Linked DNA regions of Homo sapiens: region 1 is linked to region 2. A link is a loop called in an ENCODE intact Hi-C map of the cell type or tissue named here. Cell type or tissue: gastrocnemius medialis. All regions are shown on one strand.

The links. Hi-C counts contacts between places; a loop is a spot of excess contacts. Peaks named below come from ENCODE experiments on the same cell type or tissue, not always from the same donor. Only the 100,000 strongest peaks of a DNase experiment are listed, where the experiment ranks them.
Region 1: it touches region 2 in a loop (7-fold over the local background); 15 of 110 quality-filtered maps call a loop at or near these places.

What each region holds. Positions count from the first base shown.
Region 1 is chr10:15,874,203-15,882,202 of GRCh38, forward strand. No RefSeq gene overlaps it. Among named protein-coding and RNA genes, the nearest start is that of MINDY3, 18 kb to the left of the region's middle. RefSeq lists an enhancer at 3,928-4,222. In gastrocnemius medialis, a CTCF peak has its summit at 4,987; no DNase peak of the experiment used is centred here; H3K27me3 peaks cover 248 bases.
Region 2 is chr10:16,774,281-16,782,280 of GRCh38, forward strand. RSU1 (Ras suppressor protein 1) reads right to left here. Exons shown (of 9, transcript NM_012425.4): 3 at 7,754-7,804. Among named protein-coding and RNA genes, the nearest start is that of RSU1, 39 kb to the right of the region's middle. RefSeq lists a silencer at 5,470-5,519. In gastrocnemius medialis, CTCF peaks have their summits at 3,359 (motif pointing left) and 3,560; no DNase peak of the experiment used is centred here; H3K27ac peaks cover 326 bases.

The sequences.
Region 1 (8,000 bases), 900 kb before region 2:
TGGTTTGTAGTTCTCCTTGAAGAGGTCCTTCACATCCCTTGTAAATTGGATTCCTAGGTATTTTATTCTCTTTGTAGTAATTGTGAATGGGAGTTCACTCATGATTTGGCTCTCTGTCTGTTATTGGTGTATAGGAATGCTTGTGATTTTTGCACATTGATTTTTGTATCCTGAGGCTTTCCTGAAGTTGCTTATCAGCTTAAGGAGATTGTGGGCTAAGACGATGGGGTTTTCTAATTATACAATCATGTTATCTGCAAACAGAGACAATTTAACTTCCTCTTTTCCTAATTGAAAATCCTTTATTTCTTTCTCTTGGCTGACTACCCTGGCCAGAACTTCCAACACTATGTTGAATAGGAGTGGTGAGAGAGGGCATCCCTGTCTTGTGCCAGTTTTCAAAGGGAATGCTTCCTGTTTTTGCCCATTCAGTATGATATTGGCTGCCGGTTTGTCATAATTAGCTCTTATTATTTTGAGATACATTCCATCAATATGTAGTTTATTGAGAGTTTTTAGCATGAAGAGCTGTTGAATTGTGTCAAAGGCCTTTTCTGCATCTATCGAGATAATCATGTGGTTTTTGTGATTGGTTCTGTTTATGTGATGGATTACATTTATTGATTTGCATATGTTGAACCAGCCTTGCATCCCAGGGATGAAGCCCACTTGATCATGGTGGATAAGGTTTTTGATGTGCTGCTGGATTCGGTTTGCCAGTATTTTATTGAGGATTTTTGCATCAATGTTCATCAGAGATATTGCCCTAAAATTCTCTCTTTTTTTGTTGTGTCGCTGCCAGGCTTTGGTATCGGGATGATGCTGGCCTCATAAAATGAGTTAGGGAGGATTCCCTCTTTTTCTATTGATTGGAATAGTTGCAGAAGGAATGGTACCAGCTCCTCTTTGTACCTTTGGTAGATTTCGGCTGTGAATCCATCTGGTCCTGGACTTTTTTAGGTTGGTAGGCTATTATTGCCTCCATTTCAGAATCTGTTACTGGTCTATTCATAGATTCAAATTCTTCCTGGTTTAGTCTTGGCAGGGTGTATGTGTCCAGGAGCTTATCTATTTCTTCTAGATTTTCTAGTTTATTTGTGTAGAGGTGTTTATACTATTCTCTGAAGGTAGTTTGTATTTCTGTGGGATCAGTGGTGATATCCCTTTTATCATTTTTTATTGCATCTATTTGATTCTTCTCTCATTTCTTCTTTATTAGTCTTGCTACCAATCTGTCTATTTTGTAGATCTTTTCAAAAAACCAGCTGCTGGATTCAATGATTTTTTGAAGGGTTTTTTGTGTCTCTATCTCCTTCAGTTCTGCTCTGATCTTAGTTATTTCTTGCCTTCTGCTAGCTTTTGAATTTGTTTGCTCTTGCTTCTCTAGTTCTTTTCATTGTGATGTTAGAGTGTCAATTTTAGATCTTTCCTGCTTTCTCTTGTGGGCATTTAGTGCTATAAATTTCCCTCTACACACTGCTTTAAATGTATCGCAGAGATTCTGGTACATTGTGTCTTTGTTCTCATTGGTTTCAAAGACCATCTTTATTTCTGCCTTCATTTCGTTATGTACCCAGTAGTCATTCAGGAGCAGGTTATTCAGTTTCCACGTAGCTGTACGGTTTTGAGTGACTTTCTTAATCCTGACTTCTAATTTGATTGCACTGTGGTCTGAGAGATAGTTTGTTGTGATTTCTGTTCTTTTGCATTTGCTGGGGAGTGTTTTACTTCCAATTATGTGGTTAATTTTAGAATAAGTGTGATGTGGTGCTGAGCAGAATGTATATTCTGTTGATTTGGGGTGGAGAGTTCTGTAGATGTCTATTAGGTCTGCTTGGTCCAGAGCTGAGTTCAAGTCCTGGATATCCTTGTTAACCTTCTGTCTTGTTAATCTGTCTAATATTGACAGTGGAGTGTTAAAGTCTCCCATTATTATTGTGTGGGAGTCTAAGTCTCTTTGTAGGTCTCTAAGGTCTCTTTTTATGAATCTGGGTGCTCCTATATTGGGTGCATATAGATTTAGGATAGTCAGCTCTTCTTGTTGAATTGATCCCTTTACTATCACATAATGGCCTTCTTTGTCTCTTTTGATCCTTGTTGGTTTAAAGTCTGTTTTATCAGAGACTAGGATTACAACCCCTGCTTTTTTCACTTTCCATTTTCTTGATAGATCTTCCTCCATCCCTTTATTTGGAGCCTACATGTGTATTTGCACACGAGATGGGTCTCCTGAATACAGCACACTGATGGTTCTTGACTCTTTATCCGATTTGCCAGTCTGTGTCTTTTAATTGGGGCATTTAGCCCATTTACATTTAAGATTAATATTGTTATGTGTGAATTTGATCCTGTCATTATGATCTTAGAAGGTTATTTTGCCCATTAATTGATGCAGTTTCTTCATAGTGTCGATGGTCTTTACAATTTGGCATGTTTTTGCAGTGGCTGATACTGGTTGTTCCTTTTCACGTTTAGTGCTTCCTTCAGGAGCTCTTGTAAGGCAGGCCTGGTGGTGACAAAATCTCTCCTCATTTGCTAGTCTGTAAAGGATTTTATTTCTCCTTCACTTATGAAGCTTAATTTGGCTGGATATGAAATTCTGTGTTGAAAATTCTTTTCTTTAAGAATGTTGAATATTGACCCCCACTCTCTTCTGCCTTGTAGGGTTTCTGCTGAGAGATCTGCTGTTAGTCTGATGGGCTTCCCTTTGTGGGTAACCTGACCTTTCTCTCTGGCTGCCCTTAACATTTTTTCCTTCATTTCAACCTTGGTGAATCTGACAATTGTGTCTTGGGGTGGCTCTTCTCAAGGAGTATCTTTGTGGGGTTCTCTGTGTTTCCTGAATTTGTATATTGGCCTGCTTTGCTAATTTGGGGAAGTTTTCCTGGGTAATATCCTTTAGAGTGTTTTCTAACTTGGATCCATTCTCCCCGTCACTTGCAGGAACACCAGTCAAATGTAGATTTGGTCTTTTCACATAGTCCCATGTTTCTTGGAGGCTTTGTTTGTTTCTTTTCACTCTTTTTTCTCTAATCTTGTCTTCTCACTTTATTTCATTAATTTGATCTTCCTTCAGTGATATCCTTTCTTCCACTTGATCAAATCAGCTACTGAAGCTTTTGCATATGTCACGAAGTTCTCATGCCGTGTTTTTCAGCTCCATCAGGTCATTTAAGGTCTTCTCTACACTGTTTATTCTAGTTAGCCATTCATCTAACCTTTTTTCAAGGTTTTTAGCTTCTTTGCAATGGCTTAGAACATGCTTCTTTAGCTCAGAGAAGTTTGTTATTACCAACCTTCTGAAGCCTACTTCTGTCAACTCGTTAAACTCATTCTCTGTCCAGTTTTGTTCCTTTGATGGTGAGGAGCTGCAATCCTTTGGAGGAGGCACTCTGGTTTTTGGAATTTTCAGCTTTTCTGCTCCGCTTTCTCCCCATCTTGGTGGTTTTATCTACCTTTGGTCTTTGATGTTGGTGACCTACAGATGGGGTTTTGGTGTGGATGTGGTTTTTATGGATGATGATACTATTCCTTTCTGTTTGTTAGTTTTCCTTCTAACAGTCAGGCCCCTCAGCTGCAGGTCTGTTGGAGTTTGCTGGAGGTCCACTCCAGACCCCGTTTGCCTGGGTATCACCAGCGGAGGCTGCAGAACAGCAAATATTGCTGCCTGATGTTTCCTCTAGAAGCTTCATCCCAGAGGGGCACCCTCCTGTAGGAGGTGTCTGTCAGCCCCTACTGGGAGGTGTCTCCCAGTCAGGCTACATGGGGGGTCAGGGACCCACTTGAGGAGCCAGTCTGTCCGTTCTCAGAGCTCAAACACGGTGCTGGGAGAACCACTGCTGTCTTCAGAGCTGTCAGACAGGACATTTAGGTCTGCCAAAGCTGTCTGCTGCCTTTTGTTCTGATATGCCCTGCCCACAGAGGTGGAATCTACAGCAAGGTAGTAGGCCTTGCAGAGCTGCGGTGGGCTCCATCCAGTTCGAGCTTCCTGGCCTCCTTGTTTACACTGTGAGCACAAAACCGCCTACTCAAGCCTCAGCAATGGCGGATGCCCCTCCCCCCACCAAGCTGCAGCGTTGCAGGTCGATCTCAGACTGCTGCGCTAGCAGTGAACCAGACTCTGTGGCCCTGGGACCTGCTGAGCCACGCACGGGAGGGAATTTCCTGGTCTGCCAGTTGCAAAGACTGTGGGAAAAGCATAGTATTTGGGCAGGAGTGTACCATTCCTCCAGGTACAGACCGTTACAGCTTCCCTTGTCTAGGAAAGGGAAATCCCCTGACCCCTTGAACTCCCTGGGTGAGGTAACACCCCGCCCTGCTTCAGCTCCCCCTCCATGGGCTGCACCCACTGTCCAACCTGTCCCTGTGAGATGAACCAAGTACCTCAGTTGGAAATGCAGAAATCACCTATCTTCTGCGTCGATCTTGCTGGGAACTGCAGACCGGAGCTGTTCCTATTCAGCCGTCTTGGAAGCCTCTGACACAGTTTTTTTTCTTTTTTTTTTTTTTTGAGAGTATGTTTGCTATGTTATAAGAGTAACTTTTAAATGTGTTTACTGGTTATTTATCCAGTCCAGCGTGTTTCCAAAAAGTGAGTTTAGTTTTCCCAAAATGTGTTCTGCAGAACACTCATATTCAATCCAGTGTAACTATGTGTTGGAAGAAAAAACTTAATGTTAGAAAAACTTTTTCTCTAAAACTTACATTTAAATATATGTAAGAAAACTAATCTTAATTATACATTTTCTTATGTTCATGCAATGATTAGCACTTAAGGAAATGCTGTGCCATTCTACAGAATGCCAGAATGTCAAAGTAGCAATTGATATAACCACATCAAATGTGAGTTAGCCATCTCACTGATATATTATCTGTTCAATGGTCAATGACCTATGTTCTATCCCTTGATTTAAAATTCCAGTAAACATTTGATATTGTGTTGCAGTCTTAGGATTCAATTCTGCCATTCCATCAACAGGTGGTGCCATTGTATTATAATTTGAATGTTGTGAAAGAAAAATATTTTGTCGTTACTTGCACTGATAAGCATCTCAGCTTTTTTAGAGCTGCTTTTGCACCCTGAGAAACTTTGACTTTAGGGTTTTAAAAAATGTTATATGGTTAAAGTTATATTGCAGAGCAAAACTGCCTGAATTCTTCTCATGTATATTAAGTCTAGAAATTGCACACTATATGTCTGCTATTTTGTCTACAAAGTCATGAAAAACCGAAAATAATATTCATAATAGGTAGTTATAGATTCTGATATATAGAGAATATCTGCTTTAATATTTTTGTTCCTGAAAATTCTCATCTTATTTTCATTTTATAAATTTAAAAAACTACTGGGTATTAGTAAAAAAAAAATTCACGTTTTTTGCAATACCAAGGAAAGCAAGTCAAGATTTGTGTTTTTTTCTTTACATATACCATTAAATATAACATGGGACATGGGTCACAGCTCTGCCAAAAGATCTCTTTGTAGCTATGTGTTGCCAGAAACAACACTGTGGAGATCCCTTTCGAGTTGTGGCAAGTCATGTGGACAGCTTGAGATGGGTAACCTCATATGCCCTGTCATAAAGAGAAGAAAGAAAGGATGACATCAGACTCTACCCCATTCTTTGTTCTGCCTGCAATTCACTGTTGTAAACTGGCAAAGCTTTTTCCTCAAGGGTAGTTGTCAAAGTCACAGCATGATCACAGGAGGTGGTAATAGGAAGTTGGCATGAGCCACTGACAGAGAAATTAGTTTGAGACTTCTTGTGATTCTCCTCAGGGATTTCAGCAACAGCCAGCTCTTCTAAGCTAATTAGTCCTACATTGTTGTAATGGATGATCAGAAAAAACAGTAATTGAAAATGATACAGTTCTTTAGTAATGCTAAAACTGTAAACAACAGAAATATCAAGAAATGAAACAAACATTTAGAACCATTTGGATAAATTGGATGAATAGGTTAGCAGATGAAAAATTCAGTTTCAAAGTAGACAAAATAAGATTTATTTGGGAGCAGACATCCAAGTTAGGGGCTATATATTAAATGATGCAATTATCAATACACTGAACATATTCTTTCTTTTATTAATAGACTGGGAAATATTCTTAAAATCATTTTCCTTTGGTTTAAGTTTGAATGTGTAGTTTTCATTTACACAGCATATATCTGTGGTTCACAGACACATTCTGAAATTTATTCTTGAGTTTATTCTCATTCATTCTTATTATGCAACTCTGTCACAATCCCCATTTCACAATTAAGATACATTTTCAAAAGTTACTCTGAAAGTAAGAGTTGGAGCCCAGACTTAAAAGCTGGATCTCTCTAAATTATGTTCTCTTTTTTATTCCACAATGGAGACTGAACAGATGAAATTTTAACTCTAACTATAGTTGCTCTGTTGTAGAGTAAGTGAATAAGTTTAGAGGACAAATACAGTGTATAGAATAGTACAAATGTTACTTTTATTTGTTTATTCCTTTTAGACATGGGAGTCTTACTAGGTTGCCCACGCTGAAGTGCAGTGGCTATCCACAGGCGTGATCATGCCGCACTACAGCCTTGAATTGCTGGGCTCGTGATCCTCATGCTTCAGCCTCCTGAGAAGCTGGGACTATAGGCACATGCCACTGCATCTGGCTACAAATATATGTATTTGTATTTGTACATATATATTTGTAAAATATATATATTTATATTTGTACAAATATATGTTTGCATATATATTTTAATATATATAATAAAAATATATATATATTTTGAGACAGAGTCTCGCTCTGTCACCAGGCTGCAGTGCAGTGGCACGATCTCAGCTCACTGCAACCTCTACCTCCCAGATTCAAGTGATTCTCCTGCCTCAGCCTCCCGAGTAGCTAGGACTACAGGCATGCACCACCATGCCCAGCTAATTTTTGTATTTTTAGTAGAGACGGGGTTTCACCATGTTGGCCAGGATGGTCTTGATCTCTTGACCTCGTTATCCGCCTACCTCAGGCTCCCAAAGTGCTGGGATTACAGGCGTGAGCCACCGCCCCCCGCCAAGTGTTGTTTTTATTAAATTGTGATAATAGATATTTTCCCCCTATCCTTTCCATGAATTGTGTTGCCATATGGTTCTATCTTCAATAAGGTTTAAATTGTGCATGCAGGACCTCTTTGACTTTCAGATCTGGCATTTTTTTTTTTCTAATTGGGGTAGTAAGTGAAGAGCGGAAAATATACTTTTGCCTGGCACAAAAGAGAATGAGGGCAGATCCAAGACTTATTTTGTTATTATTCAATTCCCATCTGCCATTACACTCTCTTAAAGTTTGTTTGCAGTTTCTTATCCATTCTGTGAGAGATAACAGAGTACACTTTTGCCCTTTTTCCTTTATGTCAGGGAAGTGAACAGTGATTTTTTTAATGAGGATGAACTTTTAATTTTGAGACTTTATATTTCTTGATAGCAGTAAGCATGCTTTTTATTCGTTAAAAATTATAGCTCTTAATTGTTTTTACAGAAATTTTATGCAAAGTGGTCATATATTATATTGCATCATATTCTTTAACTTAGAACTGATAAAAATGAGAGTTTGATTTATCCTTGTTGAAGTTCCTAGAAAACAGACTTGGAGCTGCAAGAACACAACACACTTCCCCTGGAAAATACTCAAAGAAGTAAATCTCTGGACATTGTTTACAGCCCTAGTAGGATACAAGAAGAAATGTTCCTTATTTAGAAAAAGAATCATAAAGCTAGGAAATATTAGCTAAAATGTCAATAAGTAGGGAAGAAAAGAGAGAGGGATGGTAGAAAAATGCAGATCTCCATAAATGTGGCTGTGATAGCTTGGGCTGCCATGGAAAATACCACTGAAGGAGTGGCTTAAACAACAGACCTTCATTTTCTCACAGTTATAGAAGCTGGAAGTCCAAGGTTAAGGTGTAATCAGGGTTCGTTTTTGTGAGGCCTCTCTTCTTAGCTAATAGGCGGCTGCCTTCTCTCTGTGTGGTCACA
Region 2 (8,000 bases):
TAAAGTTTTATACAAATCTCCAAGGAGCATCTCCTTTAAGAAATAGCATCACTAGGCCGAGGCAAGCAGATTGCTTGAGGCCAGGAGTTCAAGACCAGCCTGGCCAACATGGTGAAACCCGTCTCTACTAAAAACAAAAACTAGCTGGGCATGGCAGTGCACACCTGTAGTCCCAGCTACTAGGGAGGCTGAGGCAGAAGAATCGCTTGAACTCGGGAGATGGAGGTTGCAGTGAGCCGAAATCACGCCACCGCATTCCAACCTGGGTGACAGAGTGAGATCCTGTCTCAAACAAACAAACAAAAAAATAGCATCCCTATGTCCACACTGCATGCAAACATACTAGTGTTATCTTCATCCGATTCTGGAGTTTCTAAATCTGAGCTGCATGGACCTCTAAAGAATTCATGGATGAACACAATGGGATCCACAAGCCTCTGCTGGAATTACAACCATCACGTGCACTTCTCTACAGATCAGGGTTGTAGTTTTCACTCTATTATTTAAAAAGATCAGTGACTTAAGAAAAGTTAAGAAGGCTGGGCACAGGGGCTCACAGTGGCCTGTATTTCTGGTACTTTTGGAGGCCAAGGCAGGAGGACCACTTGAGCCCAGGAGTTTGAGTCCAGCCTGGGCAAATTAGCCAGGCGTGGTGGTGCACATCTATCTAGGAGGCTTGCTTGAGCCCAGGAGTTTCAGGTTACAGTGAGCTAGGATTGTGCCACTGTACTCCAACCTGGGTGATAAAAACACTATCTCTAAAAAATAAAAACATAAAAAAAGAGAAGAGATGCTCTACAAGAATGTATGTACCTAAGTATTGCACCTCTTAGTGTATCTCCTCTATCATTCTGCACACATACTCACATGTACACACACATCAAGTGATATAGGAGAGAGGGCATCAACTGAAAATGTACGTATAATATTTTGCTATTAAATCAATTCTGTTTGATAGACATTCTATCATCAATAGCAATAGAAACCTTTTTCAGGATCAGCCCCGCACATGGGCTAATTATGAGTTGGAAAGTGACAGGCTTACACTCCCCCGTCTTATTTTCTCCACAGCCTGCCACCGTTCTGAAGTTCTCACGATTGGGGTGGTTCCATTTAAAAATATATTGTGGAGGAATTAGCACGTTAGCTGGCTTCCGCTTAGCACAAAACAGGACCTCTAGAAAAAGGATTCTAGAACAGGTACATTTTGGTTGGTGGGGCTGACAACAAAAGGAATGGGGGTGGGGGGTGGCCACAGTCTACAAGCTGAGGACAGATTAGATGCCACCGGCAGGACACGTCTTCGACTTCATTCGCTGGCCTTGGCTGCACTGGTTCTGGGTTCCTGGGTCAACAGACCCTCCCATAGCATGATCTCAGGTGCTCACTCACTACAGCCAAAAAATCGCAACACATGCCCAACTGCCAGTGCTTTTTTATGGTAACCTGACTACCGGTACCATCAGATAGATATTGTTTAATTAATAGCTGTTAGACTCAAAGATACTATGCATATTTTTTTAACTCTCATCTTTTAATGATGGCAGAGAAGCAAACTGATAAATGTGCAGTAATTTAAAAAAATAAGTTATTGATCAAAGCCTCTGTATTATAAACACATTTACACTCTGTTAAAATGCGAACAGCAAGTTGTTTTGATATTGTCACAAGATAAATTCATGACACAGAGACCATTTATTTTACATATTCCCCCCTCATGGTTTAATTTCATACAAGCCATGCACAAGAACTTTTGCATAAAGCATGACAAATAATCTATGAAGGAGGGAATAACTACAGACTTAAGAACAGCAAGGTCTGAGAAGAGTGGTGAAGGTCGTCCTCAGGAATTCAGACAGTTAATTCTTCTCAATCATCCCAGCAATCTATTATGTCTGCATAAAAAGGTTTCAATGTATTATGCTTTTTAAAAACTGCTAAATTTTCTTCATTATAATTGGATCTACAAATTTTAAGAATGCAGTATTTTCATGTGAAATATGCTGCTTAATTTGTTTATAATATGACTTATGGTAGATAATCAATGTATACATCTGCATAAAATTTAAAAGTATTAAATTCTATGTACTTAGAATATTATCTTTGATAAATAAATTATTGAAACCACCAAAGAAGGTATCTTAGTATTTCTTGTTTGTTATAATTCTAAATTCATACATAAGCTGTAACTAATAGGAAATAGTGTATATTAAAAAAAAAAAACCCACATTTTGCCATAAAACTTAGGTTTACTACCTGCCTGGCCATTTCCGATGCATTAAATGATGAGATATGGTCACAGTGAAGACCTGAAATTGTAGGCAAAACTGCCAATACCTCAGGAAAAGGTTTTACATGGCAGTTAAAAGTATAAAACTAAACAATTACATTCAGAGACCCACACTTTTGAAAAGTTTTACATAAATGTCGGCTCCTCAATGTTTGCACAGAGCAAAAAGATATCCTTGGTTATTTCTTGCACAAAATGACGAATGTCTAATCCTCAACACACATGGGTCACAAAATTTAAAAAAAAAAAAAAAAACTACTGCCGTATTTAAGCCCATCATTCCTTGGCTCTATGATTGTAAAGATGAGATGGCCATCATTTACTGGACATAAGGTCATATTTTTATTTTTTTTTAATTTTTTTTTTGAGATAGGGTCTTGCCCTGTCACCCAGGCTGGAGTGCAGTAGTAGCTTGCAATGTTTACGTGTGGGTTTTGCTGTTGGAATAAAATTTTTTTAAAACTTAAGGAAAACTTCACTTAAAAACGTAATGCCCAGAGCTTGTTTTATCACTGCTACAGAATGCAATTCATTTCCTGTTGTACATTCATTTCATATTCTCCCCAACACAATGGAATTGAGCAGTATACGAATCAGCATAAATATGCACAAAATACACATTTTCCTGATTTTTACAGTTATTTTTGAATTAAAATCTGGTTACATAAATACTTCAAACTTTCTTCCACAGATTAAAAAAAAAAACTCAAATATGCCCAATACAAAATACTATGGAAAGCAGTATAATTCTTTCAACGTAAGGATATTGGAGGAAGAGAAATGTTTCTAATTTGAGAAAGTAGCCATAATAAACACTAAAAAATGATACGTGAAACTGAATATTTTCATGGTAGGAGAACAAAAAACACAGCATACCTCCTTCTATAAGGATTTACCTTAAATGTGGTAAAAACTGCACTGTGTAAGCAGCAATAGCAACATGCCCTGTGGTGCAGGGCCGGAGAGCCTGCACAAAATTTATTCTCACAACAAAGGTGGTTTCTAATCTTTAGGTACAAAACCTGGAGGAGACATATGTGTCTCAACAGTGACCTCTAGTGGACAAGTCTTAAAATGGTTGTCCCCAAAAGAAACTCCTTTTTAAAAACAAAAAACAAGTAGGAAAGCATTTACAAAGCTCACACTTCCAAAACACCATAAAACCTAGGGATTGGATTAAGGAGCAGACTAAAAAAGACTCAGCTGACAGTGGCTTGAAAGGGAGGGTAACCACAGAGGCCAGGGGCAGGAAGGAAAAGCAAAGAAACACAGGAAGATGACCTTCGGCATTATTGCTGCCTTCCCACGCATCTGAGCGGTCATGAAAACAGTTTCCCTGGCTGCGAGTCCTTTGTGTGCCTGAGTAACACATCACAGCCCATCATTCCTTGGCTCTATGATTGTAAAGATGAGATGGCCATCATTTATTGGACATAAGGTCATATACCTTTTTTTTTTTTTTTTTTTTGAGATAGGGTCTTGCCCTGTCACCCAGGCTGGAGTGCAGTAGTACAATCACAGCTCACTGCAGCCTCAAACTCCTGGGTTGAAGTGATCCTCACACTACAGCCTCCACAGTAGCTGAGATGCCTGGCTCATGTTTTTTTTAAGAGATGGGGTCTTGCTATGTTGCCCAGGCTGAAGGTCATGTATCTTTAGAGCATCACGCTCTACCATGTTTGAAATGAGCACACAACGAGTAAGAAACAGAAGTCTGTGGCAGCCACATCTACTCAAGTCCCTATACCAGTTAATCCCAAAGAAACCATCTGATCCCAATGTTCCCCACTTTCTCTCCAGCCAGCAGTTTCCTCTCTGCCCTTCCCTGTCATTCACATACCTCCTGGGAGCAATGAACACTCGGTTTATACAGGTAATTACTGCGAAGCCACTAAGGGCCCAGTCACAGGCATTCAGGAAGAATATGAAATGATCCATGCTTCCACAAAAGCTGACCATCTATTTGGAGAGAGAAAAAAAACACAAAGGAAGAGAAGGACAGGGAATGCCATGCTAGAGTTAAAGAGTCTACATGCAAGAGAGTTTGGGGAGGAAAGGCTTCAGATGGGCCAGACCAGCCAGGGGGCCCCCAGGGGAGGATGGGGAGAGGCTGGTAGAGAGGAGGAGGGAGGAGGAGAGGCAGGCAAGAGTAGATCCTGGGCCCAGAGGCAGGGCTACGGGGGGACAGAAGATGATCCATCTTCCTAGAGCAGCAAATGGAGAGGAGAGGCTGGCATGGGATGTGGGGCAGATTAGGGCAGTTTCTGAAAGGCAGAGAGGGGCAGTGAGTGCATGAGAGTAAGCCAGCCTTCTGCCAGGTGCGTACTGCATCACAGGCAGGTGCTCAAAGAAAGCATTATTTCCGAAAGGATCTTCAATCTGAAACTCTTCCCATTGGGCCAGGATGGCTTTGCATTCTGACTTTGCCAATGACTTTGTTGCATTCAAAGTTAGTACCTGCCCATTCATAGCAAAAAGGCAGAAGAAAAAAATTCACTTGCAACTATTCTTCCCGTCTCCTTAAACACATCATGCATATATACATATCTAGGAAAGTTGCTACAGACAGATTAAGTCCCCCGCTGACTTCAAAAACCCATCAACGCTGCCCCAAGCTCCCAGGTTTAAATTCAAATAGGGGCACCATAATAGTCTTGGAGCATTAACAGCAATTAGCTTGACAATACATTAATATTTTTATGAACTGCAGTATTTAAAAGTTCAGGAATTTCTGCTCCCAGATTCTTGAGGAATTTCAGAATCACAGATCCCACTTTCAGCTTCCTTGTCGCCTCACTTTTACTGCCCTGGGTAGACATGTCAAGGCCAAAACCACTGGCAAGAAAAGGCAAGTCAACCACGTGCCACACTGTTTCAATAACCCTGTAGATCTTAAGTCAGTGGAGTCAACAGTGTCCCCAAATCAATGTCCCAGTTTGAGTAAACCATTCATTCCTTCCATGAGTACATAAGTGGAAATGTCAGAGAACGGTGTAATTGGCATACTAAGAGAAAAACATGAATACTTTTGCAAGATAAAAGCAGTGCCGGGTGAGGGGGTGGGGGAGTTATCTTTTGAGTCCCTGTGGTTTTAATGTGGCGTTGTCAGCTGGTCCCTATTAAAAACAACAGAAAGTGAAAGACACTGATTACCATAAAAAGTGACAGCAGGGTGTGCCTAGCCACTTACACTTAATGCATATTTATATTTCCATCAAATGGACATATTTACTATAAACACTTGAAAAACCATAGCAAAGTCATTCATTTAAATGCCAGAAAAATAGTAAAGGATGCTAATTTGACCTTACTGAAACAGATCGGGTGTCAGTGACGCTACTCAGGATGGCTTGAAACAGAATTTACCAAGACTATTAATTAGAGTTTACTGGATTAGGTCAAGAGTGTCTCAAATGGAGTGAAGAAAAGGAAAAAAAAACTGGCAAGGCAGAAATATAAAGTTTGGATTCTTTCACAGTCAGTCTCCTGAATGGCCAACACAATGTAACTCCACATATAAATATGCTCCTCTAAATTAACCTAATATTATAATGCCTGGAGGAAGAAACTGATCCATTGACTCCTGAGATTTCTATCTTTGTGAAGATGTAAAAAGAAATAAACTACAGTGATCTGAAAGATGTTTTTAAAGAAGAGATCAATGAATGATATAATAGAAATAAAGGTTTTGCTTTCTTCCTGTTGGAGACAGGGTCTACCTCTGTCGTCCAGGCTGCAGAGCAGGGTCGTCATCATGGCTCACTGCAACCTCGACCTACTGGGCTCAGCCTCTTCAGTAGCTGGGACCACAGGTGCTGGACCCACTATGTCCGGTTAATTTTTTGATTTTTGGTAGAGATGGGGGCCTCAGTATGCTGCCTTGGCTGGTCTCAAACTCCTAGGCTCAAGCAATCCTCCTACCTCAGCCTTCCTAAGTGCTGGGATTACAGGCATCGGTCACTGATCCTGGCCAGTTTTGCTTTCTTGTGTAAACTGGTTTGCACAAGATAAGCAAAACAAGGTATCATTGTTGTAACAATGGTAAGCTTAGCAATTAAGAAATACTTTACTAAACTACACAACAGAACATGTCAGTTATTACTGCTCACAAATCTTGGGGGATTTAGGAATCACGTGGTCCACGCTTCAAAACAGACCATGAATCCCTTCTGAACTGAGAATCTGGTCTCTGTGGACCACGGGACCATTTCCCAGAAAAACAATGGAACCGGCAATAAATTACCTGTTACAACAATGACCACACATGACTTGTAGGTCTCACTTTTGGCTTCTGTGGCCACCACTACTTAAGTGTGACAACTGTGCCGTCACTCTGCCTTTGCCTTACAAATATACGCTTTGGCTAACAACGACTAATCCACTTGTTTCTTGCACATGAGGGGACCCTGCTGCCACTCTTAATTCTCAATAATCAACAGCTCTGTGACATCGCTTCAAGCTGTATATAATGCACATACACACATAAATTCATGACACAAATCCCTCAACATGACATTCTGCTCAATTTCACTGGACTCGGAAAGCTCCTTCACAAATTCTTGCCACATGATTAGAAAATCATTCAAGTCTGCAAGAAAAATGGCAAGCAAAAAGAACTGAGTCATTAGGAATGGGAAAGGAGCGTGGGTCCCTGTCATTAAAATCTTTAAAGCCACAGCTCTACGAAGAAAACGGCCCATCATGCACACAAGATAGTCATATAAAAATAGGCATTCATCTATGCTAAGCAGATACGTCTACTGTGGGGCTCTATGGATACCCAGCAGAATTTTTCTTTTGGGGAAGCCAGACTCAAAAATTTGAAAAATGCAGATGTAAAGGTATATCATGTATACAATTTTGCATCTTTTCCTCCATCAAGCAGGGACAGAAAGTGTATTAAACAGTTAAAACTTTCCCTTTCGAGGAGGAAATATAAATGAAAACAAAGAACTTGTTCTAACAATTTCAAGTTTTCAATGCTTTCAAGTAAGTTTTGCTCATGAAATGCTCACCAATGGTCTGGCAATTCAGGTCAGCATAGCATTTACTATCTCTGAATGGAACCACTTCCAGAGCAACAATGTCATTTTTTTTCTCTTTGGTTTATAAACATGATAAGAAAGAATCTTCAGGCCAGGCGCCACGGTTCATGCCTGTAATCCCAGCCCTTTGGGAGGCCAAGGCAGGACGATCGCTTGAGCCCAGGAGTTCAAGACCAACCTGGGTAACACGGCAAGACCTTGTCTCAAAAAAAAGAAAAGAATCTTCAAAGTAGAGCTAACTACAAAAGGACAAAATACAGGATGACAATATTCTCATCTTAGTGTCACCAAAGTAAACTAAGGTTTCTGCAAATAATCATTCTTCATTAGTTTCTCCCAAGGAAACAGTAACAGACTCAGCAGTGCCATAGGATTACCTAAATGTCAGAAACTGTAACAAATGAGAAACATCACTTACTTGTTAGCTTGTTATGGCTGAGGACCAGTTGTGTGATATGGGATAAGGTAACTAAAAAGAAAAGAAAAAAAAAAAGGTCAGTCAGTAAATGTATCACTGTATCCGGATTCTACCTGTACTCCTACAAAGCAAACGGCAAAGTTATTTTCACAGGTTGAAGCACTATCGCTCACCAAAATAGAAGCTAGGATTCATGTAACACGATCTATTCAATGTTAAACCAAAGGAAGAAAAGGCATGCAACTAA